Linked DNA regions of Mus musculus: region 2 is linked to region 1. Evidence: chromatin loops called from intact Hi-C (ENCODE). Cell type or tissue: heart. All regions are shown on one strand.

Evidence for each region. Peaks named below come from ENCODE experiments on the same cell type or tissue, not always from the same donor. Only the 100,000 strongest peaks of a DNase experiment are listed, where the experiment ranks them.
Region 2: it touches region 1 in a loop (2.3-fold over the local background); 6 of 42 quality-filtered maps call a loop at or near these places.

The regions. Positions count from the first base shown.
Region 1 is chr11:70,430,774-70,433,273 of GRCm38, forward strand. Arrb2 (arrestin, beta 2) reads left to right here and starts at 1,807. Exons shown (of 15, transcript NM_145429.5): 1 at 1,807-1,980. The coding sequence starts at 1,958. In heart, a CTCF peak has its summit at 1,356 (motif pointing right); DNase peaks (open chromatin) are centred at 1,058 and 1,658; H3K4me3 peaks cover 1,624 bases; H3K27ac peaks cover 1,783 bases.
Region 2 is chr11:70,624,138-70,626,637 of GRCm38, forward strand. It overlaps Gm12315 (a long non-coding RNA gene), which reads right to left. Exons shown (of 3, transcript XR_001780246.2): 2 at 39-187. Among named protein-coding and RNA genes, the nearest start is that of Chrne, 6.2 kb to the left of the region's middle. In heart, a CTCF peak has its summit at 1,539 (motif pointing left); no DNase peak of the experiment used is centred here.

The DNA.
Region 1 (2,500 bases):
TTGTCTCAAAGAATCATATTGGGGCTGAAGAGATGGCTCAGTGGTTAAGAGCACTTTTTGTTCTCACAGAGGATCTGGGTTCACTTTCTAGCACCCACGTGGAGGTTTATAACTGCCTGTAACTCTAGTTCCAGGGGATCTGATACCTCCATAGGCACTGTGCACACAAATGGTGATGACCATGCTTACATGCAGGCTAGCACTCAGACACATAAAGTGTAACACATTGTAACAATGAAAGAGCAGACTTAAAATGTGACAATAGAACGGGGGAGGGGTAAGCAGGTGTTAAACAAGGTCTATGTTTAAAAATTAAAGATGATCTGAGATTTTTTTTTCTCGTGTACATTGTTTTTCAAATGGAGAAAAGTGGAGAGAGAGGCATGAAGGTATTCCACTGAGGGGAAATGGGTAAGAGTAGAAGGAAGAGACCGAAGAGGAGAAAAACCTGTCTCTGTCAGTCACCCTTTTCACCCTCTGCCAAACCCAGTCAATGTTGCCCCAGCAACGAACCTCTAATATGGCCCCTCTGTTCCCCCTCCACTCCCTGTTCATCGTTTTCCCTTGACTAGCTTATCTTCTAGCGGTCTTGCTATGCTCTGTGTTACCGGAAAAGAGAAATCCCATCTCGACATTCCTCTGGTGAAAAACAAAATCCAATCAAATCATTGCTGGGCTGCGATTAAAGACAGAGCTTAGTGGTGAGTCCTTACCAAGCATGCGTGAGGCCTTAGCAGAAAATTACATTACATTAAATTAGATAAACACTACAGATCCTCAGGCTCTTTCTTTCACCTGCTATACAAAGCCTTCCGCAGTCTCTTCCTTCCACAGTCTGCAGCTCTCTGCCTCCTGCCATCTAACCCACAAGCACTCGTCTATAAAGAATGTCCTTTCCCCACTTCTGCCCATCCTTCAGAATGTCTGTCCTCAAATTTCCCATCCAATGGAGTGAGTGACTGCACTCCCTCCTCCCCCACGCTGGCCAAGCAAAGGCTTTTGGGCTTTTAGTTGCTTGATGTTCTGAGTCATACCTCTATTATAGCATTCCTGGGAGCATAATATAATACCTGTTCCTATGTCTCAAAGATCCCAGGAAAGTTAGGCCATGATAATTCATGTTTGGTCCCGATGGCTTGGCACAATGACTAACACGAAATGGAGAGGGAGGGAAGGATGAAGAAAATAAGAGATGGATGGAGTGGGTGAATGATAGCTAGGATAGACAGTCGAGATGACAAGGTCTGAAAAATGTTTTAATGTTTGACCCTGCACAAAAAAAAAAAAAAAAAAAAAAAAAAAAAAAAAAATCAAAGACGATACACCAGGGGGAGCTGAAGACCACAAGAACGCGGGAAAGGCAGGCCAAACGAGGCTGCAAGCTCAGGGATGAGCAGCGCGTCCCAAAGCAAGCATCATCACGCAACTGATACGGTGCATCCACGTGGGCAGCCCTTGGCCCTCAGAACTAGACAGCACTTGAGCTCATTCCCACCGCCCCCTCGATCCCGTCCCTCCTCCACTACAGTGAAAGCAAACAAAGGGGAGGTATCCCTGCAGGGCTACGGATACCAACGGCCAATCAGCTGCTTCTAATCTCCTCGAAGGCGGCCGCCTGCTTTTAAAGGGGCCCAATCTAGTTCTAAAAGCTTGAGGAGGGGCGGGGAGATCGGGAGTAGGGACGGCGCGGGGAGGCTTCCCCGAGGGAAACGGAGGGCGGAGGCGTGGGGCGGAGCCAGCTCGAGGAGGGCGGGCTGCGCCGCGGCGCGCGGGATCCGGCTGACGCAGCTGGCCCCGGCTCCCCGAGACCCAGACCGCGAGGGGAGGGGAAGGAGGAGAAAGAGTGAGGACGCGCGTGCGCAGTGGCGCGGGGAGGAGCGGGGACCTGGCAGCAGGCGAGGAGGCTGCGAGCGAGCCGCGAACCCGGCGGGCGGAGGGCGGCGAGCGCGCGCGCACCATGGGAGAAAAACCCGGGACCAGGTAAGGGAGGTGGGGCCGTGCCGCGGGGCATGGGCGGCTGCTCGTGGGGTGTGCCAGGTTGATCCACAGACAAGGACACCGGGGAAGAAACCCCGGGGCCGGACGCCTGGGTCCCTAGAGGGTAGCGGTCCGGGGCCGCAAGCCTTGGTCCTTGAGATATTGGAGTGGAGCGTGCGTGCTAGGGCTCCTGCAAAAAGCAAGACCTGATGGGGATCGGGAAACCCACGCCTGGGTTCTCGCAGAGATGTAGGAGTCGGACTACTGGGTTCTCTGTGCAGGCTGTGATGCAAGGGCGGAGGAAGGAGGAGCAGGTGGCCGGCCCCGAGGGGTTGTGTGCTGGGAGACTGGATGCTGGGAAGGGATTCCCCTAGACTCGTGCCCAACCAATGGAAAGCCTCCTGCCCAATACCCCACAGTCTGATTGCTCCCACCTGTCCCAAGGGCCCGATAGCTCTGCTACCAAACTTCTGCCTTCTAGGTTGCTAGGAGCAACAGCTTCTTCTTGAGAGAGAAGAGTGTG
Region 2 (2,500 bases), 190 kb after region 1:
CACCTTGGGTGAAGGATATTTCAGAAACAATTTCTCACCTCAGGTTAAAGGCCAAACACAAGATGATGTAATGTGAAGGGATGCCTCACGTCAATCAACAGCACCTGGACAGCACATCCATCCATGGGGAAAGCCAGGCACCATGACTTGGGTTTAGAGAATGAGGTGATGAACCTGCATGTGGAACCTGAAAGGCAGGAGGGAAGGGCTCAGAGTTAGAAAAACTTCTAAGAAATTCTAGCCAGCACGCTGGAATCCCAGCACTTGAGAGATGTAGGCAGGAGGATCAGGAGTTGAAGGCCAACCGTGGCTACATCAGACCCTGTCTCAGTTGAACAAACCAAGTAACCAACCGTAGTCCCCAAAGCAGTTTGAGGTAGGACTCAAATAACACAGGGATGCAGTAGGCAGATGGTGCTAACAATTGATGCTATGGCCTCAATGTGCTTTAATATGCTCACTATCAATACTGAATATTTATGCCACTCATTTGAAAGCAGATGATGCCAGGTGAAGTGGTATGGGTCTTTAGTCCTAGCAGAGACAGGTGCAGGGGGCGGGAAGGTGTCTCTGAGTTCTACAGCCTGCTCTACCTAGCAAGCTCCAGGTCAGCCTGAGCTATGTAGTGAGACCCTGTCTTAAAACAACCACTGCTGGGTGTGGTGGTGCACAGTTTTAATCCCAGCACTTGGGAGGCAGAGGCAGGCAGATTTCTGAGTTCAAGGCCAGCCTGGTCTACAAAGTGAGTTCCAGGGCTACACAGAGAAACCCTGTCTCGAAAAACAAACAAACAAACAAACACCCAGCTACAACGAAAACAAACAAACAAACAACAAAAAACAGTAAAGTAGACAGCCACTTTGGAAAGCTGGCAGCTTCCTACAGTGTTTTTTTTTTAATTTATAATTTATTTATTTTAACCTTTTAAAAATTAATATTTATTATATCCCAAATGCTACCCCTTCCCTAGACCCCCCTCACAGAGTCTCTCCCTCCATCCCCCTCCCCTTCTCCTTCATAGGAGTGCCCCCCTCCCAGGTAGCCCCCCACTCTGACATTCTTCGAGGCCAGACAAGGTACCCCTGTTGGTGAATGGATACTACAGTCAGGCTACAGCTTTAGGGACAGCCTCCACTCCAGTTGTTGGGGGCCCACATAGAGACTGAGCTGCACATCTACTACATACGTGCTGAGGGCCTCGTTCCAGCTTGTGTGTGTGCTTTGGTTGGTGGCTCAGTCTCTGCGAGCTCCCAGGGCTCCTTGTTAGTAGACCCTGTTGATGTTTCTATTGGGCTGCCATCCCCTTCAGTTCCTTCAATCCTTCCCCCAGCTCTTCCATAAAAGTCCCCGACCTCCATCCAATGCTTGGCTCTGTATATCTGCATCTGCTTCAGTCAACTGCTGGGTAGAGCCTCTCCGAGGAGTTATGCTAGGTTCCTGTCTGCAAGCCTAACAGAGTATCACTAATAATGTCAGGGATCCCCACTGGGTCCTTCACAATCATCTGTGACTCCAGGGGATCCTATGCCCCCTTCTGGCCTCTGCGGGCACTGCATGCACGTGGTGTATTCAAGAAAACACTAAAGCATAAAATAAATACAATCAAAGAAGAGGAGGAAGAGGAGAACAAGAAGGAGGAGGAAGAATTATTACAGTGGATTCTATATAAATTAAGTGATTGGCACCTATGTCAATGAGTTACCTTAATATTATAAATATGTCCATTCTCCCTAAGGTAATCTATAAATACTTTTAAAAAGAAACTTGATACTCATTTAAAAATATACATACATACCAGCATAAAGGTTCATGAAGAGCTTTGTCAGTTTTGAAAAGGACCATAGGAGGGACTCAGCCTACCCAATATTAGAACACCTCACAAAAACAGCAGCAACACTGTACCAGCAGGAGTGCCAGTTCCCGGGTCCTGGGAAGAAGGAGGGGACTCTGGACATCAGTGGGAGAGGCCATTATCAACACAATGAGCAATGGCATCTATGGTGAGAAAGCAAGCAAGCTACTCCCACACTTCACACCAGATAAAAAGCAAACCCAGGTGAATTAGAGAGTACCAAAGAAAACTAGAACTAACTGAAGAGACTATAGGAGTCTTTTGTGATTTGGGGGTGGGATTTTTTTTTTAAAACAGTGTACCAAAACCACTGCCATAGAAAAAAAAACATGGGATAGGGTGGTGGTGGTACACTCCTTTAAACCCAAAGCTCAGGAGGCAGAGGAGAGGGGCAGAGGGGCAGAGGGGCAGAGGGGCAGTGGAGGGGCAGAGGGGCAGAGGAGGGGCAGAGGCAGAGGCAGCCAGGGTTACAAAAAGAAATCCTGTCGTGTGTGTGTGTGTGTGTGTGTGTGTGTGTGTGTGTGTGTGTGTGTGTGTGTTACTCAGTCCTCAAGATGGGATGCTTCAGTGCTCCCAATCCGGTGCTGGAAAGTTGAAAGCTCTTTGAGAGCTGCTGGTCCCTATTCCACTATGAAGGCTTGGAATGGT